Linked DNA regions of Homo sapiens: region 1 is linked to region 2. A link is an interaction called in ENCODE POLR2A ChIA-PET data of the cell type or tissue named here. Cell type or tissue: GM12878. All regions are shown on one strand. Each heading gives the region's core, and the rest is flanking DNA. Links, peaks and the distances in the headings are about the cores only.

The links. ChIA-PET counts read pairs that join two places held together with the same protein. Peaks named below come from ENCODE experiments on the same cell type or tissue, not always from the same donor. Only the 100,000 strongest peaks of a DNase experiment are listed, where the experiment ranks them.
Region 1: POLR2A ChIA-PET joins it to region 2 with 5 read pairs; 2 of 35 experiments call an interaction of 5 or more read pairs at or near these places.

Annotation. Positions count from the first base shown.
Region 1 is chr2:131,512,228-131,524,605 of GRCh38, forward strand. It overlaps the pseudogene SMPD4BP and a transcript of CCDC74A not described here. Among named protein-coding and RNA genes, the nearest start is that of CCDC74A, 9.5 kb to the right of the region's middle. RefSeq lists an enhancer at 9,357-10,081. In GM12878, for the core only: no CTCF peak of the experiment used is centred there; no DNase peak of the experiment used is centred there.
Region 2 is chr2:130,372,326-130,384,703 of GRCh38, forward strand. PTPN18 (protein tyrosine phosphatase non-receptor type 18) reads left to right here. Exons shown (of 15, transcript NM_014369.4): 13 at 1-158; 14 at 548-622; 15 at 832-3,080. The coding sequence ends at 899. Among named protein-coding and RNA genes, the nearest start is that of PTPN18, 22 kb to the left of the region's middle. RefSeq lists an enhancer at 1-132 and a silencer at 1-608. In GM12878, for the core only: a CTCF peak has its summit at 4,299 (motif pointing right); a DNase peak (open chromatin) is centred at 4,856; H3K4me3 peaks cover 1,764 bases; H3K27ac peaks cover 1,877 bases.

The sequences.
Region 1 (12,378 bases), core at 5,617-8,116, 1.1 Mb after region 2:
GTGTGGGTTCTGCCTTGTTCAGAACTGTCACCCAGCCTGGAGGTGCTGTGACCCAGAGCCTGCGTGTGAGGCAGGGGGGTGGGAAGGACCTGGGGCTTGACCCTATAGCCCACAGAAGCTGTCAGTCCTTGACAGCCCAGCCAGCACCCGGCCTTCATCCGGGGAGCCCTGGCCACTCATATACACCTCCAGAGGCAGATTAGAGTGGGTGGTGACCTCATAGAGGTTGCAGCTGCCTAGGCAGAAATGACAAGTGTGTGGATGGATTTGAGGTCAGTGAAGCAGAGTTCAGACCTGTAGGGAACTTCAGGGATGACAGAGGAATCTGTGAGAGCCGGGGGAGACGGGCTGTGCTCACAGCCAGTGATCTGTCCCGTTCACCTGGGAAGGAGCACACATGATTGAACAGGAATTTGAGCACAAGATGAGAAAATGTGTTGGCCCCTTAGCGCTGGTGGGCTGGATGGCGGCCACAGCACACGGGGGCACCTCATTCCGCAGGAGCCACTGCAGAGGAGAGGAGGAACCTGAGGGCTTGTGCCAGGGAGGGAGGACAGTGTCCAGAAAGCATCTGGCAAACCCCATGGTGGGAAGGTGACCAGCGAGACCCAGGTGGGGTGAGCTGAGGTGCTGTGAGTCTCAGCCCAGTGGGAAATGTGCGGCTTTGGGGACACATCCTTAAGAAGCAAGCAGGTGACTGTGACCAGGGACTCCATGTGGGAACATGGCCCAGGAGGGGTGCAGAGCTGAGGGAGAAGTTTGGCTCAGCAAACCTATGGGAAAATAGCCTGAGAGGGTTCCATGTGACTGCCGGGGGCAGGGGTGGACAGTGGGCCCTCCAGACCCTTCAGAAGGACCAGGTGGTGTGGGGCAAGTGCACCAGCAGGGAAAGGCAGTTTTCCAGTTCCCATGTGGAGGTCTTCCCCTCCCCTGAGCTGCAGGGAGGATGTTACGGCTCAGAATCCCAGGCCAGGATTGGAGGGAGGGCCTGGGCTGAGACTGGAAGAGGAGAAAGATCCTGGTCTAACTTCCCACCCCACTGGTGCCCTTCTAGTTAGGCAATATAGATACAGGTATTATGTCTCATACTTTTCTCCTTCCGTCTTTTTTTTTTTTTTTTTTGAGACAGAGTCTCACTCCGTTGCCTAGGCTGGAATGCATTGACATGGTCTCCGCTCACTGCAATCTCCACCTCCCAGATTGAAGTGATTCTCCTGCCTCAGCCCCTTGAGTAGCTGGGATTACAGGCATGTGCCACCCACCCGGCTAATTTTTGTATTTTTAGTAGAGACGTAGTTTCACCATGTTGGCCAGGCTGGTCTCAAACTCCTGACCTCAAGTGATCCGCCTGCCTTGGCCTCCCAAAGTGTTGGGATTACAGGTGTGAGCCACTGCACCTGGCCTTTTCTTCCAAAACAATGCAAATTCATTGCCCAAAGACTTAACGATACAGAGAGAAAAATAGCCAGCCACGATGGCTCATGCTTGTAATCCCAGCACTTTGGGAGGTTGAGGCAGGCGGACTGCTTGAGCTCAGGAGTTTGAGACCAGCCTGGGCAACATGGCGAGACCCCTGTCTCTACAAAGAAATACAAAAATTAGCCTGGTGTGGTGGTGTGTGTGCCTGTTTTCCCAGCTACCCAGGAGGCTGAGGTGGGAGGATCCCTTAAGCCCTGGAGGCAGAGGCTGCAGTGAGCCCAGACCACGACACTACACTCCAGCGTGGGTGACAGAGTGAGACCCTGTCTCAAAAAAAAGAATGCCTTCCACCCCATAGCTCCATCTTCAGACTCAGCCACTGATCTCTGGGGTGTGTCACTTGGACCTGTGGGGACAGTTTCCTGACGGGGAGACTTGAGTGGGTAGCAATATGGGCAGTGGCCCGTGTGGGGTCTACAGCATCCCAGGATATACCCAGAGGCTGGGCCCTGCACCAGCCTCAGCAGCACAGATGTGTTAAGGCCCAAAGGGCTAGGGGACAAGTGTGGAGAGGCGAGCGTGTCCACTCAAGACTCAGGGTCCTGCCCTCAGCACCCCCACTTCCCTGCCCTCGTCTACTCTCGATGCTCCCACTTGCCCTCCCAGTGCTAAGCAACCAGAGGAAGCCCATGGCCACCAAAAAGGCTTTCCTCTCCGGCTAGATCTCCAGGATCCTGCTTGTATGTTACAAATCAAAAAGTTTGGCCTAGGCTGGACACAGTGGCTCACACCTGTATTCCCAGCACTTTGGGAGACCTGAGGTCAGGCCCACGTGGTCAAACCCCATCTCTATGAAAAATAAAAATTAGCTGGGCGTGGTGGCACACACTTGTCGTCCCAGCTACTCAGGAGGCTGAGTCAGGAGAATTGCTTGAACCTGGATGCGGAGGTTGCAGTGAGCTGAGATCGCGCCACTGTGCTCCAGCCTGGGCGACAGAAGAAGACCTTGTCTCAAGAAAAAAAAAAAGTTTGGCCTAATATGCCTGACTGTGCTTTTGTCTTGGGGTTTTCCTGACCACAGGTCCCTGGGCAACAGAGGAAGTGACACCCGGGGCTTCTACTGGGCCGAGTTCTCATCTGGCTGTGTCCAGGATGAGGAGCAGGTGGAAGGAATTGGGGAGGAAAGTGAAGCCGTGGGGTTCTTATTTTTGAACCAGGTCTTAACTCTCACCAAGGCTGGAGTGCAGTGGCACGATCCTAGCTCACTGCAGCCTCAAACTCCTGGGCTGAAGAGATCCTCCCACCCTAGCCTCCTGAGTCATTAGGACTATAGGTGTGCACCACGACACCCAGCTAACTTTTAAAAATTTTTTGTAGAGACAGGGTGTCCCTATGTTGTCTAGGCTAATCTCGAACTTCTTAGTGATCTTTCCGCCTTGGCCTCCCAAAGTGCTGGAATTACAGGTCCGAGGCACCACACCTGGGTTCCATGTGCTTTCTGCACACACTTGGGAGGCAGGTGGGAGACCCTGGATCCAGAGCTTGTGGGTGATGCTGGCTTTCTCCTGCCCTGGGGATCAAGACAGGCACCAGTGCCCAAGGGCACAGCCTGTGCCACCCGCTGCGGATTTGCAGCAGTGCAGAAGCAGGCCTGGGAGGCCCTCTGCAGATGTGTCTGTCTTAGTGAGGCCTCCCCCGGGGTGGGCTGTGTGGGCGCTGGGCCAAGCACTTCCATACCACAAGCTGGTCACAGTTCAGACCAAGCAGTGCAAGGCACGTCTGCTGGGTGCCAGGCACAGTGGTGCCCCATGGGGTGGCCCCACTCCCGGCCTGGCTCGTGCCTCCTGTGGGGAAGCAGAGCAACTGGCTCGGTGCGGGATGTGGTCAGACCTGGAGGCCGAGTGCTATGGGTGCCGCGCTCCTTCCCAGGCCCTCACCCCTCCTTCTCCACCCAGGAGTCGTTCACGCCTACTGAGGAGCATGTGTTGGTGGTGCGCCTGCTGCTGAAGCACCTGCACGCCTTTGCCAACAGCCTGAAGCCAGAGCAGGCCTCACCCTCCGCCCACTCCCACGCCACCAGCCCCCTGGAGGAGTTCAAACGGTGGGTGGCCCTTGCGGCTTCCCACCACTGCCGTCTCCCCCACTTTCCCCTCCTAAGGTGTCACCCACAGCGACCTCTCCCCAGGGCATGGAGGGCAGGGTGAGGGGAGTCCCTTTCTGTTCACAGAGCACGTGAGGCCTCTCCAGGCCTAGGCAGGTGTCCTCTCACCCCGCCCAGTTGGCTCCCAGAGCCTCTCTCTCCAGACTGGCCAGAGAGGCCCCATTGTGCTGCCATCTCTTGCATCTCATATTCTTCAACCCTGTCAGAAGAGCTGGGGTGGCCCTGACTGCCAGGGCCAGCGGAGTGGGCTGTTTGTATGGGACTGAGGGTGAGGTGTGTGCAGGAGCTGCACTGACTCGGCCGCCTGCGTGCTGTGTGTCCTTGGGATGTTCCCTAGCCTCTCTGAACCTTGGTTTCTTCCTCTGAAGAATGGGGCTGAACCTCCCGGAGGTGCCCAGTGCTCTCCCACGGTGGAGCCAACCCTCACTAATGGGAGCCCTGGGATCATCTGTGAGCAGGGCCTCCTTACTGGGCAAGCAGCAGGTGACCCTCCCCATCCCCTGCAGGGCCGCTGTCCCGAGGTTCATCCAGCAGAAACTCTACCTCTTCTTGGAGCATTGCTTTGGCCACTGGCCCCTGGACGCATCGTTCAGAGCTGTGAGTGTTGGCCCCGTCACACGTGTGCCTGTGTCCTCTGTGTGCCTTGAGGTGGGAGGTCCTTTGGGGCAGATAAAGGAGGAGAGCAAGTGTTATCACAGAGGCCTTGGCAAGGAGGGGGTCTTGGAGGGCCACATTGTTCTTTCTGTTTGAGTTTCCAAAGCCAACCCTCAGGAAAGCCTTGCCCTGTCCCACCTGTCTGGTGCAGGGCAGGTTCCTACCCTTACCTGACTAGGGAGTACTCTGACCCCTGGGCTGGGAAAAGCCCACCCTGGCTTCTGGAGGGCCAGCAAGAGAGCCAAACCTCACAGGGCTGTGCATGTCTCTCCTGCGCCCTCTGGGGGAAGTGGGAAGAGTCAGTCCCACCCAGCTGCCGCCTGGTATCTGGGCTCCAGGCCACCGGAGGATTTGGCCCCCAGCCACTGAGCCCTCAGCACATACCTCCCCCACAGGTCCTGGAGATGTGGCTGAGCTACCTGCAGCCGTGGCGGTACGCGCCTGACAAGCAGGCTTCAGGCAGCGACTCCCAGCCCCGGTGTGTGTCGGAGAAATGGTGAGCCGCAGCCCCTCTCACAGACATGCCACTGGCTCCCCCAGGTGGATATTGTTCCAGTGGGTGGAGGCCAAGCCAGCGGCCTGTGCTGGGGTCAGCCTGGCCCTGGCCCCCGTGGCCTCCTGAAGTCCTCTCCCAGCCCCTGCCGAGCGGAACACAGACCAGCCTTTCCTAGGCTCAACTTTGCCAGGCCCTAGAATTGGTTTCTCATGGAAGCCGTGGGTGACCCATCCTGCCCTGTCCCCTCTCCCTTCTGTCCCAGACGAGTGTTCAGCCACCCCGAAACTATCCCTTGATCTTCATCAGCACAGAGCAGAGCAGCAGTGATCAAGCAGGGGATGAGGGAAGCCGTCTTCCCCCATCCCCTGCTTGATCCTCACAGCAGACCCCAGGCTTCCGTGGCACCTGGCATGGCCACTGACCCCTCCCCTCCTTGCCCAAGGCATTCCCCTTTGGACCCTCTGGGGGATCCTCCCTCAGCCCCCTCAGGCTCTGGGCTGGCCTCTGCCATGGTGGCTTCCATCCACTTGGAAAGGGGCCTCAGCCTTGCTAAGGATGTGGCGTCCTCAGAGGGCCTGGGTCTTACCTGCCTCTGTCCTGCCCTCCCTGCCTGCCCGTGGCCCCCTGAGCTGTCATCTGTGACAGCTTGTCACCTTGGCTAGGGAGAGTCTGAAAGCCCAAGGGTGAGCAAGGGCATTAGGGGCATGGACCGGCGCAGACCCCGCCTCCAGTTGGAAGGCTGGCGCCAACCTGCCACCTTGGTCCCCAGGGCGCCCTTTGTCCAGGAGAACCTGCTGATGTACACCAAGTTGGTTGTGGGCTTCCTGAACCGCGCACTCCGCACAGACCTGGTTAGCCCCAAGCATGCGCTCCTGGTGTTCTGAGTGGCCAAAGTCTTTGCCCAGCCCAACCTGGCTGAGATGATTCAGAAAGGTAAGTCCTCAGCCTGGGCCAGCCGGGTAGACGTCAACCCAGCCAGACCAGGGCCAGGCCCTTAGCTGGGGGTGGCTGGTCTTTAAGAGGGACCCACACGTCCAGAGTGGGCCCCGGCAAAGGGTGCTGTGGAGACTCCTGGGACACATCTGTGCGGTGAAGTCTGAAACTGGCTGGATCCTGCCTGCCCTGCAGCCACCAGGCACTGGGTGGGGGATCGCAGGTGTGCTCACAGAGCGGGCCGGCACGGTCCAAGCTGCGGCCCCGTGACCCCGCCGTTTAACCCTGGCAACTCGTGGTGGCCGCTTCAGGAGGTGAGCCTGGTCTCTGCCTTGCATTCATCCTGGCTGGGTTGGGCGTTGGTTTCTGTCGATCCTCCTGTTGTTTACCTCCTGCAGACACTGCTAGGGGCTCTGTGAGCCAGCAGCTCCCCCATCCGCCCTCCCCATGTCAGCCACCTACTGTGTGGGAGATGTTGCCAGGCAGGGCCTCAGGAGGACACCCCTGGGTCAGGGCTCCCCAGACACCTCAGAGACACCCCAGAATCCTAAGGGCAGCAGTCGGGTACTCTGCCCCGGGGAAGTGGGTGCCAGTTCGTCTCCTGCCTTCTAGGTGAGCAGCTATTCCTGGAGCCAGAGCTGGTCATCCCCCACCGCCAGCACCGACTCTTCACGGCCCCCACATTCACTGGGAGCTTCCTGTCACCCTGGCCACCAGCGGTCACTGATGCCTCCTTCAAGGTGAAGAGCCACGTCTACAGCCTGGAGGGCCAGGACTGCAAGTACACCCCAATGTTTGGGCCCGAGGCCCGCACCCTGGTGAGTGGATTGGCGGTGCCTGTCCTCAGGGCCCCTGGAGCCATGGGGCTGAGCAGAACCCGGGAAGTGCTGTGATCTGGCAGGAAGGAGGGAGGCTGGGTGTAGATTTGACGCCATATCTCCTTCCCCCATTTTAGTAAAGTCTAATTTTTTCCTGATAACGAAGGCAGTGTTTGTTGGGAAATTTCAAATGTAGAAGATCATCCTTTAGTCTTTAAAAGTCCTCTGGCAGAAGCCACTCCTCCTGACGCTCAGCAGTCTGGCTGTGCATTGCTCTTGGGGCTGCCTGGGTGGCAGCACAGGCCTATCCTGCTGGTGACCTGCCCACGCCTCCCTTGCAGGTCCTGCGCCTCGCTCAGCTCATCACAGAGGCCAAACACACAGCCAAGTCCATCTCCGACCAGTGTGCGGAGAGCCCGGCTGGCCACTCCTTCCTCTCATGGCTGGGCTTTAGCTCCATGGACACCAGTGGCTCCTACACAGCCAACGACCTGGACGAGATGGGGCAAGACAGTGTCCGGAAGACAGATGAATACCTGGAGAAGGCCCTGGAGTACCTGCGCCAGATATTCCGGGTACGAGCTATGGGGCCTGCCCCACCGCCATCAGGGTCCCCTTCCCTGAAGGATCCACTCCACCCAGCCTGTGGTCAGCCACCTACCAGTCCCAGGCCCCACACATATGGACCCAGTGTTGTGGGAGGCAGGCCCACACCCCAAGCGTCATATCTGGGTCCCCTTGTTGCCACTGTTGTAGGCTGGTGGGGTGAAGACTGGTCCCCTCTCTTCATCTTGATGCTGAGGGCAGTGGCATTTCTCTCTGGCAGCTCAGCGAAGCGCAGCTTAGGCAGTTCACACTCGCCTTGGGCATCACCCAGGATGAGAATGGAAAACAGCAGCTCCCCGACTGCGTCGTGGGTGAGAACGGACTCATCCTTACGCCCCTGGGGCGGTACCAGGTGAGAGACCTGTGTCTCAGAGGCACATGGGCTGGGCCCTGACCCGTCCCCAGCTCCCTCCTGCCTCGTGAGCAGAGGCCATCAGGCTTCTCTGAGTTGTGTGCGGGGCTGTGTTTTCTGACCCGACCCCATGGCCTGGCTTTCTAGATCATCAGTGGGCTGCGAAGGTTTGAAATTGAGTACCAGGGGGACCCGGAGCTGCAGCCCATCTGGAGCTATGAGATCGCCAGCTTGGTCCACACGCTCTTCAGGCTGTCGTCTGCCATCAACCACAGAGTGGGCAGGAGGGCAGGCCTGGCCTCTTCAGAGAGGGTTCTAGATGCTCCTGCTTGGGGTGCAGTCCTGGGGTGGCCTGTGAGGGCGGGGTACTGCTGTCCTGAGGCCTGTGGTGCCACCACCCCACACCCTCATGCCTCTGTCTGTGCTTCAGTTCGCAGGACAGATGGCGGCTCTGTGTTCCCGGGATGACTTCCTCGGCAGCTTCTGTCGCTACCACCTCACAGAACCTGGGCTGGCCAGCAGGCACCTGCTGAGTCCTGTGGGGCGGAGGCAGGTGGCCGGCCACACCCGCGGCCCCAGGCTCAGCCTGCGCTTCCTGGGCAGTTACCGGACGCTGGTCTCGCTGCTGCTGGCCTTCTTCGTGGCCTCTCTGTTCTGCGTCGGGCCCCTCCCATGCATGCTGCTGCTCACCCTGGGCTACGTCCTCTACGCCTCTGCCATGATACTGCTGACCGAGCGGGGGAAGCTGCACCAGCCCTGAAGGTGGCAGCTGCCTTCAGAGCAGGCTGGAGGGATTTGCCACACAGCCCCACCCTTGGGCTGAGAGGACCTGGGAAGCCCCTCCAGGAGGGAACACGGTCATCCTCAGGCTTCTGGAGCGGGGTTCCTGCAGCCGCAGAGGCATCTGGAGGAAACACAACCAAGAAAGGAAGGCAGTTGGGCCCCAGCAAAGGAGTGGCTACCAGGGCTCAACAGCCACGCTCTGTGACAGCGCAGAGCTCAGCGCCGGCCTTTCCCTCCCTCTGCCAAGGACTCATGGCCAAGCCAGCTCTCGGGGCCTTTTTTCCAGTGCCCATTTGGCTACTCTGCTGCACCAAGCTTGGGAGCCAGCCTGCCAAGAGCCGCCTGGGCCTGGCCTCCCCACTGGCTGGCCTTGAGGTAGGCAGAGTGGGTTGTGGCGCCTCCTCTCTCTGTGTGGGACCAGGACGGTGGCTTAAGTCTCCACTCCAGGAAAGAATCAAAGTTTCTAGAGTTGTGAGAAAACCAGAGAGTGGCTCTCCTGATTCTTCACTCTGGGGTGCGTTCTTCATGTTCTCCCAGCTGTTCCAAGACTGGGCCGTAGAATTCCATGTTTCAGGAGCCTAAGACCCTCCCAGAGCCCAGGTGCTTCACCGCAGACCGCAAGCCATTGAGCACATCACCCAAAGCAGTGGCCAACATCGCGGACCCCTGTGCCTTGTCACAGATGGGTGCTGGTCCTCAGGCGTTGGGGACACTGCTGGGTCGATGGGGTCGGATTCTGCCAGTTTCTGCTCTGCAGCCAAAGATGGTCAGAAGCATTGTCACTTCAGTAACATCAAGTGCTCAAAGACATGGCAACCGTTCAGTGGTACTTAAGTATTCAAAATATACAACTACAGATTCTCTGACAGAAACCAGCACGGGGTCTTCACCTTCATTCACCCCACAGGCGACATGCGAGGGAGAACAGCATCTCAGTGGTGATTTCCAAACCAAGCCTTTGTTTTCGGTGTGGGGTTTTGGGGGTTTGCTTTAATGTTTTTGAAATTGTAAATGTTGGGCTTTGTATTTTGATGTAAACTGAGAATAATGGCATTTTAGGGCCTGTGACCAAAAATGAAGCTTGTAACGACCATGGATCTGAATAAACATGTCCTTGCTTCTGAGTCTTCTGGCACCTGGGCTCAGTCTCTAGGAGGTTCACCTATACAGAGTCCCTGAGCACACGGGGGCTGCAGAAACAACTGTTGGGCACCCTGTCGGCCCCTCCCCCCAGTGTCCACAGGCCTGGGCCTCTGGCTTCCTATGCTTTCCTCTCTCAGAGGCACAGTAGACTTTGCCCTGTCTTTACAAAAGATTCAAAAAGTTAGGCATGGTGGTTCACATGTGTGGTCCCAGCTACTTGGGACGCTGAGTTTGGAGGATCGTCAGGGTCCAGGAGATCAAGGCTGTAGTGAGCCTTCATCACGCCACTATACTCCAGCCTGGGTGACAGAGTGAGACCCTGTTCTCAAAGAAAAGCTGACCACCGGGAACATGTGCCGCCAAGTCTATGGCTTCCAGAAGCTCCAAGGATTGCGGGAGTTGCTGGGGGCTGAACTGTCTGGCCAGGAGTGGGGGGCAGGCAAAAACGCACTGAGAACCAAGAACAGCAAAGCTGAGTGAGGGGTCAGGGTCCTGGGGGCTGGGACCTGGACAGCGATGGCCACAAGGCCAGCTGGTGCTCAGTGGCTTCTGCCTGGGGAGCAAGGGCAGCAGCGGGCAGCTAGGTTCCAGCCACTTCCAGGTAGCAGGGTAGGGACCTCGCCAATAAAACGGGATTTAAATTTTGCCAAGAACTTTCACTGTAGAGAAAATGGGACTGCTGGGATGAGAGCAAAATGCAGTTGGTGGGGCCCGGCCAGGAGGCACTTGTGAGGGACTTCTGGGGAAAGACTGGAGTTGGAGCAACTCAGGGGAAGCAGTTCTGTCTGGGGCACAAGGAGGAGGGAGGCCAGGCTGGAGGCAGGAGCTCCTGCACATTCTCGTCTCCACCCCTGGATGCTTCCAGAGTGGTTTGGCCTAACTGCCACTGCCCCCGCCTCCTCAGCTCCTAGGATGCCCTTGACTTTTTGCCATTGGGCCACACTCCCCTGCTGACAGGCCAACTCCAGATGCTTTTCTGACCACGTGGCCCAGAGCCTCTGGCAGCGCAGCTTCAGGCTGTCCTGACACCACCCCTGCCCCTTGCACCTCCGCATCGTCCTCCTTGCCCCGAGGCAATCCCATTCCCTGGATCCCATTCGTGGCCCACTCCCACGATCTACCGCTAGGATATACCAGCGCCCCCGTGATCCGAGGTAAGTCAGATTCTGATCATCTTGTGCAAGCAACTCACAAGCAGAGGCCCTGTGCAGTCAGGAGAAATCTATACCTTTCCCCTTGGACATCCAAGAGCAAGTTAGATCCCCTAAAGGCCAGCTCTCACCAATAACCCTGACATTTCCAATATAAATGAGAGAGAACTCTCTGTTTTGAGACAAGGTCTTGCTATATTGCCCAGGCTGGAGTGCACTGCACCATGACAGCTCACTGCAGCCTCTTAACTCCTGGGCTTAAGCAATCCTTCCGCCTCAGCATCCCAAGTAGCCAGGACTACAGGCATGCGCCACCGCACCCTGCTAATTTTTAAATTTTTTTGTAGAGACGGGGTCTCACTGTGTTACCAGGCTGATCTTGAACTCCTGGGCTTAAGTGATGGGACCGCCTCCGCATCCTGAAGTGCTAGGGTTACAGGTGTGAGCCACCACGCTGGAGAGAGGCCTCTTATGTAGCCTTCACTGTAAAAATTAAGCTAGCTTCCCTTGACTCCCGAAGCCAGAATTCCTAGCATAATTTTCTCAAGTCACAAGGTGCCGAAATATATCTAATTATTTCCCAGTCAAGAATTCCTACTTTTGGCCAGGCGCAGTGGCTCACGCCTGTAATCCCAGCACTTTAGGAGGCTGAGGCAGGAAGATCACCTGACGTCAGGAGTTTGAGACCAGCCTGGCCAACATGGTGAAATCCCATCTCTACTAAAAATACAAAAATTAGCTAGTGTGGTGGCGCATGCCTCTAATCTCAGCTACTTGGGAGGCTGAGGCAGGAAAATCGCTTGAACCTGGGATGTAGAGGTTGCAGTAAGCCGAGATCGCACCACTGTACTCCAGCCTGGGTGACAGAGACTCCCTCTCAAAAAATAAATAAAAAATAAAAGTGATAAATTGGCAGCTGGCGCCAGGGACAGGCCATTTCTTGATGGGCCACACCTATTTCACTAAAGTGTTAATTGAATGCAGATTCCAGGGAGAATCAACTTCCCAGGCATGTGCATTAAGAGACAAAGTAGTGGAGTATGACCTTCCAGGGGCACCCCACCCGAAAACCTCAGATGGGCATGCATACAGTTTCCTAAACACACTGCATGTGTTTAGGAACTCCCAAGGGTAAGGAGGGTACTGTACATGTGGGCAGCCCACCCTATGGGAAGGATCATGGGAAAGGGGCTAGTCTAGAAAGTCCTAGGATCAAGGTTAAACACCACACTTGACTTTCATGTGCCCACTTAGGTCTCTTCCAAGCATACTTTCCTTTCTTTCCTGTTCTAAAGCCTTTTAAAATACACTTCCACTCCTGCTCTGAAACTTGCTTTGGTCTCTTTTTCTGCCTTATGCTCCTCAGTCGAATTCCTTCTTCTGAGGAACCAAGAATTGTGGTTGCTGAAGACCCATCCGGATTCACTGCCAGTGACTTGGACACCTTCCACTGCTAACACTATTAACTCGGACACCTTCCACTGCTAACACAATAACACTGGGTTATTGTGTTTATTTGGAGAGTAAGTATGGTTTAAGGAGATGTGTATGGGTGCCAGGTTGACAAGGGGTGGACTTTTGATGGTTAATTCTATATGTCAACTTGTCTGGGCCACTGGATGCACTCATATCTGGTTACACATTATTTCCTGGCAGGTCTGTAAGGGTGTTTTCAGAAGAAAGTGGCATTTAAATTGGTGGTGCAAGCAGCCATGCATACATTTCTGCAGTAGCTTCCCTATAGCTTGCAGGAACCAGAGCGGGCAATAAGAGCCCCATCCTCCAAATACTGGGGATCTGTGCTCTGATTGATGATGGCTGCTGTTGATTGTGAAAATGCAGACAAAGAGGCAGGCAGCCAC
Region 2 (12,378 bases), core at 3,849-6,348:
GGCTCCAGCGGGCGCCGGGAGTGGGACGCAGACGGGGACGGGGACGGGGACGGGGGCGCGCAGCGCGGAGGAGGCGCCGCTCTACAGCAAGGTGACGCCGCGCGCCCAGCGACCCGGGGCGCACGCGGAGGACGCGAGGGGGACGCTGCCTGGCCGCGGTGAGTCGAGGCTTGCTCCTTCTCAGGGCATCATCCTGCTGTGATCCGCAGGGCGGAACCATCCTGCAGTGGTCCGTCAGGCCCTGGCGGCCGCGGGGACCCCAGCCGCTAGCCTGGCCACGCCCCGACGCTGATGTCCAGGCGTCCCTGGCCACGCCCCGGAAGCGCCCCCTGGCGGTCGCAGTCGCGGTCCAGGGGCAGGGTTCCTGGCAATACTTGTCTTGGCCGCGCCCAAAGGCTGGAGGCCACGTCCGGGGTGTGTGCCTTCTCCCGCCCGGCGCCCTCGGCTCTCCCCTTCGGGCCTCCGGGGAAGCGTCCCCGCTAGGGGTGGGGTCTTGGGACTCCCTGGGGCTTCCGGAGCTGACCCGTGGGGGGTCTGCTGCCCTCAGTTCCTGCTGACCAAAGTCCTGCCGGATCTGGCGCCTACGAGGACGTGGCGGGTGGAGCTCAGACCGGTGGGCTAGGTAAGTCAGGTAGAGCCTGGGTTGCTGGGACTTTGCTGCTTTGAGTGAACCCAGGAGTCTGGGGTTGATGGGGCATGGAGCTTAGTCCTGTGGATGTGGCTGCAGTGAACCAGGAGGACCTGGAGGCGGGGGGATGGCCTTCTTCATGTCTGCCAGCTTCCACACACCTCAGCTTCTCCATGAGACCCACGGCACCCTTCTTCTCCCAGGTTTCAACCTGCGCATTGGGAGGCCGAAGGGTCCCCGGGACCCGCCTGCTGAGTGGACCCGGGTGTAAGTCTAACGCCAGTTCCTGCCTGTTGCCTCTTGTGAGCTCGGACTGCTGATGCCCCGGTGCTGCTGAGCGCCGTGCGCAGAATGGAAACAGTGGGCCTGGATCAAAGTTAAAGTTTCTCAGGGTGGGAAATGTGGGGGCTTTGCCCCAATGACTGTAGCATTCAAGGCTTGAGGCTGGAGGAGGTAGCTAGGGTATAGTGGCTGGTGAGGCTGCACAGAGCAGATTCAAGAAAGAAGATCAGGAAGGGGCATGACCCCTGAGTTATGAAGGGGAGAAGGGACAGATGAGCTTCCGGAGACTGCTCTCCTCACCACACAGCACTAGTCCATCCTCAGCACCTGAGCCTCCCTCACTTGGACACTCAGGGGACCACACAGAGAAGTGGATGGACACTTCGCCATCCAGGCAGAACTAAGCCAGGCATAACCACAGCCAAGCAGATTAACCCCAGGCAGACCGATAAAAAGACCTCCAGATAGGCAGACAGACAGATGGACCACCAACCTGGACAGACAGCCAAAGCTTCAGAGATACAGTCCACAGGTGGACAAAGGGATCCCCAGCCAGAGAGAGAGAGACCAGCCAACAGCTTGATAGACCAGTGCAGCCAGAGAGACCACCAAACAGAGCCCCCAAAAGACAGACATCTCTGCTAGCTGGACAGCCAGGTGGACCCCCTAAGTTAGATTACTAGACAGATATAAACAGATCCCCTGCTGAACAGATACACAGAGTTCTCAGACCCCACCCCCACCCTCAGGTGGGCTGGCTGGCTGACAGACCTTCTGGCCAGACAGACTCCTAACCAACCAGATGGACTGCCAGACAGGCAGACATCAGCCACATGGAATCCTGACATCCCAGCCAGCCGGCCAGACTCTCATCTTGATGTCTTGATGGATGGACCCCAGCTAGTCAGACATGATCCTCCAGATTGACAGACAAGTCCCCCAAATGAGTACACATCTCCAGCTATTCAGACAGATGGACCCCCAGCAAATCAGGACCTATCTAGGCAGACCCCAGCCAGACCCCCGCCAGACAGACTCCCAACCAGACTGACCCCTTACTATTCACACAGCCTGCCGAGTAGCTGGGACTACAGGTCTAATTTTTTTTTTTTTTAAGAAATGAGTTTTTGCCATGTTGCCCAGACTGGTCTTGAACTCCCAACCTCAAGCAATCCTCCTGCCTCAGCCTCCCAAAGTGCTGAGATTACAGGTGTGAGCCACCAGGCTCAGCCCCCTAAGATTTGAAACACTTTAAATGGCCCATGGTAGGGTTCCTGCTAGGATAAAACATTAAGCGGCTGTTAAAAGAAATAAAAGGAGGACACGTCTCTGTGCACTGGTGTGGACAAATCTCCAAGTCACTGCAAAATGGAAAAAGTATAAGATGCTCTTTCCCTGAACCTCAAGGGTCCCGCCCCTCTCACTTTCAGGTCTCTGGACCTCTGACTGACACTGTGCCTGCCCAGGTCCCTGTATGCACTGCCACAGTGCCCTGGGCCCCATGTCCACCCCTGTCCTGCCCTTCTCTGGGATAGGGCTGGCCTTCCTCTGCCTCTGCCTGGCTGCATCCATGGTCGATCTCAAGTGCCTTGGCATGAACTCCACTCTCCTGCAGCCTTCAATCAAGGAATGATGGGGATGTGTACATACCCCACCCCACCCCTTGGCAGGGTGATGCTGAGGTGTGGATTTTTAACAGTTCCCAGACTTTCCCAGGAGGCTTGGGTTTGGGTGCCCACAGTGGGAGCTGGTGTGATATCATACCTTCGCCGGCCGCCTTTCCTTCCTGTTCTCTGTGCCCCTACTCCCACTCTAGAGCTGCCCCGTTTCTCTGTTTTCGTGAAAGAGCTGACCCTGTGCTGCCTCCCACTCTCCCAATGCCCCTGCCACTCCTGTGAGCCTGCTGCTGGTGAGGTCGGTGCTGACCTCTGTGTTGCTGGATAATGAGTCATCTATCTCTGGAGGAGAAGAAAGGCAGGTCCTCCACAGCCCTGATAAAATCTCCAAGTCTCCCAGTTTCGGGTCCCTCTCCTGGGATGCAGACCCACTGCCTGCCCAGCTGGTACGATCCACATGCCCTCTTCTTGGGAATAGGGGCATGGGAAAGTGACTAAAGATACTGTTCTGGCTGCTGTGTTCACTGTGAGTAATAAACTGTCCATTTCTCCGATTCAGAGGTCTGTTTTTCCTTTTTTTCTTCCCCAAAGATGGAGTCTTGCTCTGTCGCCCAGGCTGGAGTACAATGTCGCAATCTTGGCTCACTACAACCTCTGTCTCCGCCTCCCAGGTTCAAGCAATTCTTCTGCCTCAGCCTCTCAAGTAGCTGGGATTAAACGCGTGTACCACTATGCCCAGCTAATATTTGTATTTTTAGTAGAGATGGGGTTTCACCACGTTGGCAAGGCTGGTCTCGAACTCCTGACCTCGTGATCTACCTGCCCCTGCCTCACGAAGTGCTGGGATTACTGGCGTGAGTCACTGCTCCCGGCCTTGGTCTGGTGTTTTATACACATGTGCATGTGATGTGGAGCTGTGCAGGCCACCTTGTCAGCATGCGAGGAGGGTCCAGTCTCTGCGCCTTCTTGGTTTCTGACTTCACACCCAGTAGCCTCACTCCTGGCCCAGCATGGCAAGCACAGTTTCCACTCAGGCATTTGCCCTGGTTATTCTCTCTGCCTTGGATACTTTTCTCCTAGATTCTGCCTCTAATATATTTGAACATTTACCTCTTAATATTGTTTCCTGTCTCTCCTGATCAGAATGTAAGCTGCGTGAGGGCAGGAGTTTTTGTTTGGTTTACAGCTACTGTCCCAGCTCCGAGAACAGTGCTGACACTTAGGAAGTGTGCAGGCTGATTTATCTCACACCATTTACTCCGGGTTTCCTCACTTCTAGTAAAGTATGACACCTTGTCTCAAATATTCTTTTCCTCTTTCCAGACCCATGTCTTTGCTCATGTAGATCACTACTTCAGGCTGACATAAAAACCGTTCTCTTGTTAAGAAAGCTCAGCAATGGGAGAGGCAATCCTCCACCCGTCTCTTGCTCTCCTACAGGTCTTTCCTGGAGGTAGTGGGTTGAATGGTGGCCCCCAAAAAGATAGGTCCAAGTCCTAACTTCTAGAACCTGTGAATGCGACCTTATTTGGAAAAAGGGTCTTTGCAAATGTAATTAAAACACCTGGAGATGAAATCATCCTGTATTTAGGATGGGCCCTAAACCCAATGATGTCTTTATAAGAGAAAAGAGAGAGAGACGCAGAGACAAAGAGAAGAAGGTCATTGAGATGGAGGCAGAGATGGGGATGAAGTGTCTGCAAACCAAGGAATGCCAAAGATTGCCAGCAAACCACCAGGGGCCAGGAGAGAGGCCTGGCCGATTCTCCCTCACAGACAGTAGAGGGAACCACCCTGCTGACCCGTCAGTTTCAGGCTTTGGGACCTCAGAACTGTAAGAGAATAAACATGTTTTGAGCCACACGGTTTATAGTCATTTGTTATGGCAGCCACAGGAAACTCACACACTGGGTATCCAGGAATGCAAGGCCTGGCCGCTCCTGAACTGGGCATCTCAGAGCTGTGTTTGCAATAGGACACTGCAGCAGGTGATGTTTCCTTCTGGATATGCCCTGAGCTCAGGGCTCCTCTTCTGCAGTGCAGCCCACTGGGTGCACAGCATCTGTCTGGGCTCTCACAAACCCCCATGGGATGTGGGGGTCAATGGGACCGTTGCAGGCACCATACTCGTGTTGCTTTGTTTCTGACCCAGTAGGAACAGTGAAGGCTCAGCTGTCAGTTTCCAAGTAGGATCGGATCTGATGATGCCTCCTTTTCACAGGAGTTAGTTACTTCTCCTTTTCTGCTTTCAACATCCCCTGCCTTGACTTCTCTCCTTTGTATGGCATTTGTTTGTCTTAGACCGTGACGTCCTGAGAGAAAACTAGGCCCCATTTGTGGTTAGGTTGGTTTCCAATCTCAGGGGCAGAGAGCTGCTTTACATAATTGATGAAAACTTTGTTTCTGTTTCCTAACTCTCGATTCAGTGCTTTTTTCACATACTCCCAAGCTTACATGTCCTTGCTACCTTCAGAAACAAAACATGGTATTAAAAGTTGCTGCTGGATATTGGGCAGCTGATATCTGACCTCATGAAGCAGAAGGGGAGGGTGAGGAATTGCCACTTGCAATAGGGATCCCCTGAGCTTCCCTGATACTAACATGGTGGGGGGGGGGGCTTGATAAAAAACAAAGGGCAGGCTCAAGAGCTCAGGGCTGCTGCTGAGAGTCTAATGGCTTCTCAGCCCCTGGTAACCTTACCCTCCAGGCCCTACTCCCACCTCCTCTCCTGCCTCCCACCCGGTCAGTGCTCCACCAAACTTCACTGCCTTACTGGAGTGCTCCTCCCTACCCTCTCCTTCGGCCCAGTCTCCTTCATCCCGGGAGACCCAGCTCACATCTCACCTGCCCTGGGGATGTGGGGCCTTCTCCCTCTCCAGAATTTCTCTTCCCTCACACTGCTCCTCAGAGCACTTGGTGTCCACTTCATCACACCCCTGCCCTGGGCCGGCAGGATCCGGGGGCTACAGGCAGGTTCTATGGGTCAGGGATGGGTCTTGCTCCTCTTTGCCACCTAGGTGTTTGGAGCTTCCCCTGCACAGAGCAGTGCTCCGCAAATGCTTGTGGATTTCAGCTCAGTCAGTGTAATTGCTCAGTTGTGTACCAGAGAAATGGTCTTGTTGGAAAGAGCCTGCAGAATGCCAACTGCAGCCTCAGCGAAGGTGATAGAAAATATCACTAAGCAACGATGGCTTATCACTCTTTGTTCAATTATAGCTAAGTTCAGCCCAAACATAAGGTCAATATCTGAATAAACTATGCAGTAAGTGGGAATTGTTTCATTTATTTTATGGCATAGTTATTTTAGAATATACAAAATGGTCGAGGAGACATGAATCCTTAAGAGTGTATGAAAAAGACAAGTGTTTATAAAGCCATACCAGCATCCAATCAATGTCAGAAGCTTTAAGAGCTGAGAAATGTCCAAACATAAAGTGTACTTGAGAAGTGATTTCCATTGGATTCCATTGCTCTCAAACAGACCCTGGCTCTGCAGCCTTACTTTTGAGGATGACTTCTCCAACAGATCTGTCTGCCTGTCTGGGGACAGATGATTGATGAGGTCAGCAAGCTGAACGATGTCACCTCTCCAGCCCCAAGCCTTTTTCAGGTACCAGAAATGGGAATTTTTATATTATCTCATTTAACATGTCTTGGCGAGCAGGACCCCAGGTTTTTAAGTCTTTGGGTTCTCCCATAGGTTTAGCACTGAGTTGTTGATCAATAAACATTTTTTGAATTTAATAAGAAAAGAAAAGCTTGGTGGGAAAGAGCTCTAAAGTTGAACTTTCTCCACCCTGACCTTCAAACCAGTCAAAGAGCCCCACCAGGGTTTGGGATCAGTAGCTCTGCCACTGCCAGCCAATGTTTCAAATTTGCATTGTCATATGTACAGCAGATGCCTCTAAGCAGTCAGCATCCAGAATATCAACAATTACTTGCAATATTTTGGTGAGATAGCCGACTTCCCCAGAAATGTGCCTACTGTATACACACCATCCCCAGTGTTGACATTTGGAAAATGGGAGAATCTCATGATCTCCTTGAACCTGGGACAAATGTGTTTGGTCCCTTCCTCACTGAGGCTGAACAAAGTCCATTCCAACCCTGCAATACAGAAATGTGGCCCAAGTTGCTGAGTGAGTGGGGAGGAAGTAGTCGCTGCATAGGCCGCTGGCAACTACTCATTCAGAGGCCTTTGTTCGTTTGATTTTGCTTAGACAAACCTGACCCCATAGGCACACTCAATTCATCAGCTCATGTGTCCCATGTGCCAGCAACAGAATAGTGTGCCTAAGATGTGTTCTCTAAGTGACTGAACTTTCCTGCTTTTCAGGCAGTCTAGTGATGGGTCAAGAGAGCCTAAGAGCTATTTGAATTGAGGAGGATTTTGATTACACTAGAATAATCAGACTTCAAGAAATTTACCATTAACACCAACTATGTGCAGCTCTCACCATTAGTGTCTGTCTTCCTACACAAGTTTATTGTTAAATTATATTTGTCTTTTTTTTTTTCCTGGAAAGGCAAGTTAGATGTCTAGGGGATTTTATGTCTGATAAATGCCTCTAGTTGGAGATGTATTACAAAGAAATTTAGACTCCCCAGGACTGAGTGGAGTAATTAGTGTATTTCTAGAATGGCTTCACCATTTGCTGGAAGACAGAATATGCTTCATGGCCATCTCCTACCAATTTTTGGCTCCTTCTTTCTCCTCCCCAATGCCCCACCCCTACTCTTTCCAACATCAGCTATTTTTATGTTTTCCCCAAATCTGAAGCTTCTTGATATATGTAGTTTTGAAGAGAGACGCACAACACTGTTTTCTTCTAGATAGCTGAGTTCTGTGGTTCTAAGATGAATAGCTAGTTCTAGCTTTAATGTGGAATTGAGGACATGGTGTTTTGGGTAGGTGAGAGACAGAAAATCATGATATGTTAGAACTAGAAAGCACCATGTTTCCTAGATGAGGGAAAGGGGAGAGGATGCAGGTAGTGGTGGTGAGGAACTCAGTCAGGAGACAGTTACCAGTGGATGTGAAGAAGGATAAGGGCAACAGAAATGGAGGTGCGACTACAAAGTGGTAAAAGAACATTGACTACCTGCTCAGGGCCAATGACCTGCAGGCAAGCAGGTCAAAGCAGGGAGTTCTTGGCAGGTGAAATTTATAACAAGATAGAGTGCTTCTTGCAGTGTCTGTTCTTTTTTTTAGGGACAGCGTCTCATTCTGTCACCCAGGCTGGAGTGCAGTGGCTGGATCATGGCTCACTGCAGCCTCGGCCACCTGAGCTCAAGCAGTCCTCGCATCTCAGCCTCCCAGGTTGATGGGACTGCAGGCACATGCCACCATGTCCAGCCTAGTGTCTGTTCTTCAGGTTAGCAAGAGCAGGGTGGATCTAGGGCTCTGAGCAGGACTGGCTGATCAAATGTCTTATTCACACTGGGAAGCTGTTCCCCCGCATGAGAGCAAGAGATAAGCCCACATCCTGTGTGGCCTCTGGATGCCCTTTGAAGCTGTATCTGGGTTCCAGCTTAGGGAGCTAGAGTCACTGGGAGGGCAGAGCAGGCACAGGAGAGTCAGAGTTGCCAGTCTTGCTTTGGTTCCACAGGTTTAAGGGACAGAATTTGCTTCAGTGGCTTTGTCTCCACCTGGTTTCATTCCCACATTCACACCCACAGGGGTGACACTCGGAATGTGTGGAAGGAGGAGCCAGGGTGTTGGGACAGGGCAGGCTGGGGGCAAGGCCAGTTTTCAACCCCATGGACCTGCGAGGGGGTGGCATGCATTCAGCCCCTGCCTGTGTCTCTGGTCTGGAAGGAATTGTTGGCATTAAAGGACGTGCCAAGGGCTAGGCACACTCAGAGAGCAGGGTGCAAGTGGGAGGCGAGGAAGGAGGGGATGCTGTGCAGGGTACTGGGGGCATGTGCAGCCGCTCACCTGACCTGCTGGACAGGCCATGGCTCAGGCACCGGCCTGCGACCAGCACAGGTGGATCAGATTGGTCTCCCAGTCAGGAGTTGGGAAGTTGAGGGCCAGGAGTTACTGGATTACCCAGAATACTCAGACTTAAAAAGCAAGCGGAGAAACTTGCTGTGTGTGCTTAGATGTGGACATGGAAAGGCCTTGCTGGAAAAAAAAAGAGCAGAATGTAAAGTATACGTTGCAGGAGATGAGTAGACCCAGACGTGGGGTTGTACTGTGCCTGAGATGCCATGGGACACCCTGTTCTGGAGGACCCCGAATAGCCACACCCAGATTCCTGACTCAGGGAAGCTGTGAGATAAGAAGTATTGTTGTTCAAGCTTCTAAGATTGGGAATAATTTGTTTTACACAGTAGATATGAAATGTAAAACATGTCACCTGAAAGGACATGGACTGTTTGGGGACTCCCCTAAAATCCATCCTTTAGATCAGGAGCCTGCCCAGGATTTGCTCTCACCCTCTGGGACCTGGTGACTCTCGTCCAAGATGCTCCTTCTCACCTGGCTTTAATTCTGGGGCCAGCCTGACCCCTGCCAAGGCCGAATATTAGGTCTTTCTGCTACCAGAAAGTTCCTGAGCACGACTGAGCTGTCCTCTCACTGGAGAAGTCATCCCCAGCTGGCAGTCAACAGAGTGGATTTACAACTGTGCCCATACCCTCTTGGCAGTCACCAAAACACGAACTTGGTTGTCATTGTTTGGTCCTCAGAAGCGTCATCAATTTGGAGTATATGGGGAAAACATCCAATTTCTGGACCTCAGCAGCTGGTAGTTATGCCTCATGAAGCCAGGTCCAGGAACTTAGCCAGTCTCCCTCTAGGACATTCTATGTCATCTCCCTATACCATCATCACAGTGAAAAGACGGACAAGGGGCAGGTCTGTCCCCTAGGGAGTCAGTCCTCAGGAAGTATTTGTTGAATGAATAAAGATTTTCCCTTACATGACTGATAGTACACTATATTTATAGTCGTATGTCTCACTTCTCTATTTAGCACTGTCCTTGAGTGTCTCTGGGCCAGTGAGCCATCTTTGTAGGGCTGCATCACACACCAGCTTATGGTGGCCACTCGTGGTCATGCCATCCTCAGCCTTGTCTGCACTCTGCCCTGCCCAGCATGGCCTGTGGCACGTATTTGCTTTGTAAAACTTCTTTACTGCACCTATATATGGAGGGCATTTTCTCTGTTAATAATAATGGTGAGATGTACATACATTTTTTCTTTCTTTCTTTTTTTTTTTTTTTGTTGAGTCTGTCGCCAGGCTGGAGTGCAGTGGCGTAATCTCGGCTCACTGCAACCTTCGCCTCCCAGGTTCAAGCGATTCTCCTGCCTCAGCCTCCCGAGTAGCTGGGATTACAGGCGTGAGTCACTGTACCCGGCCTTACATTTTTCATTTGCGTGTGTATCTATTTGCTTATGATTGATGCCCAAAAGTGGACTCCTTGGGTTAAAAGGCAGTGAGAAAGAGAACAGCAGCCCCTGACATGCAGGAGCTGGGCCCTGGTATTCTGCTGAATGTAAACTATGTCATGGAACATAACATGTCAGGCAAGTCCACCCCGACCATGAGGGATCGAGACAGGACCAAGCCCCTCTGGACTCACATCTGAGCACAAATGCACCATCCCCGCCACAGAAGCCACGATGCCCTGTGCTGGCTGCTTGAGCATGGCGGCTGCCTTGCTGGGCAGCTCTTGCCTGGCTTCCTTCCTCCTGCTTGTAAAGAAAGACCCCCAACCCTAGAGCTAGCCCCACTTCCTGACAGCATCCATCCAAGCAGAGCCCGGGTTCCTCAAACCCCCTTGCAGGTCACCCAAGCCCTAATCCTATCATCGTTTCTTTCTAACAACCTTACTGAGTGGGACACACAAGGCTCCCCAGGGTATGCGTTCTTCCTTGCTGCAATGAGGAACAAGCCCAGTTTATTAGCCTACAGTGTGCTCTGGTGGTCTCTGACTGAGGGGTAGGGGAGAACATGGTTAAGACACATTAAACCAAACTCTTTTTCCAAAAGGTTGTACCAATTTACATTCCCACCTGCAGGTGAATCTGCATTGTCTTCCTTCCAGAATTGTTGAGAAGATCAAATTAAATGAAATGATGTGGTGTTGACCAAACAAAGGCCTTTCTCCATGGGGAAGTTGCTCTTCCTCAACAGAGAGCACCTTCCCAGGGATCTTACCCCTGGAGGGGAGTTAGCCCTAAAACCAAGGTTGGTGTTCAAATAAGATGGCAAATTTCACATCTCAAATGCCATCACTCCAAATTCACTCATTCATTCTATGAATATTCAGTGTCTATGATATGCCTTGCAGATAGATCAGTGAATAGATCAATGAAAGCTCTGCCCTTTTTAACTCAAAGTTTTCACTTATAGCAAGAAGAGATGGACAATAAATCTAAAATATGCATAAATAATGTTGACATATTATTTGTTGCTGACCAATGCCATAAAGAAAACTAGAAAGTGAGGGAGAGGAAGGCTTCTGGCATGGGCAGACAGATTGCTCTTGGCCAGTGACCAGGGCTGCATGTCAGAGGGAGGCCATGTGGAAATGGGGGCTGTTTGGGGAGTGAGGGAGGAAAGCCCATTGACTCACCTCCACCTTCAGACTATATTGTGTTCTTTGTCAGCTTAGAAAATACTGCATATTTAATCAAGTTACCAAAATAATTTGAAAATGAAATTTGACAAATGGATTCTACTATTCATCTGTGAGAGAAAATGTCCAGGAACAGCTTTAAATTTTAAGAGCTGTAGCAATTAAGGCCGGGCGCAGTGCCTCACACCTGTAATCCCAGCACTTTGGGAGGCCGAGGCGGGTGGATCACGAGGTCAGGAGTTCAAGACGAGCCTGGCCAAAATGGTGAAATCCCCTCTCTACTAAAACTAAAGAAAATTAGCTAGGCATGGTGGCGGGTGCCTTGTAGTCCCAGCTACTCGGGAGGCTGAGGCAGGAGAATCGCTTGAATCCGGAAGGTGGAGTTTGCAGTGAGCCGAGATTGCACCACTGCACTCCAGCCTGGGCGACAGAGTGAGACTCCATCTCAAAAATAAAAAAAAAAAAAAAAAAAGAAAGAAAAAAGAGCTATAGCAATTAAAATGGCAGAGATGGAGCAATGGAACAAAATTTAGGTCTGAAAAAAAGCCCATGTATATTGGGAATTATGGGATGTTTTGAATGGGTGGGAAAAGTGAATAGATTGGTGTTTAGAGAACTGATTACAAAGGTGGAAAAAAATAATTTGGCAGCTCTGTTTTTCACCTTAACAAACATACATTTCACAAGGATTTTTTTTTTTTCTTTTTGAGATGGAGTCTCGCTCTATAGCCCAGGCTGAAGTACAGTATGGCACAATCTTGGCTCACTGCAACCTCCGCCTCCCAGGTTCAAGCAATTCTTCTGCCTCAGCCTCCCAAGTAGCTGGGACTACAGGTGCACGCCACCACACCCGGCTAATTTTTGTATTTTTGGTAAGGACACGGTTTCACCATATTAGCCAGGCTGGTCTTGAACTCCTGACCTCATGATCCACCCGCCTCGGCCTCCCAAAGTGCTGGGATTATAGGCGTGAGCCACTGCACCTGGACAGATTTCACAAGGAATTTTTAAAAGCTAAACATTTAGGGCCGGGTGCGGTGGCTCATGCCTGTAATCCCAACACTTTGGGAGGCCAAGGCGGGCAGATCACAAGGTCAGGAAATCGAGACCATCCTGGCCAACATGGTGAAACCCCATCTCTACTAAAAATACAAAAAATTAGCTGGGCGGCGTGTGCCTGTAATCCCAGGTAATTGGGAGGCTGAGGCAGGAAAATGGCGTGAACCCAGGAGGCAGAGCTTGCAGTGAGCCGAGATCGTGCCTC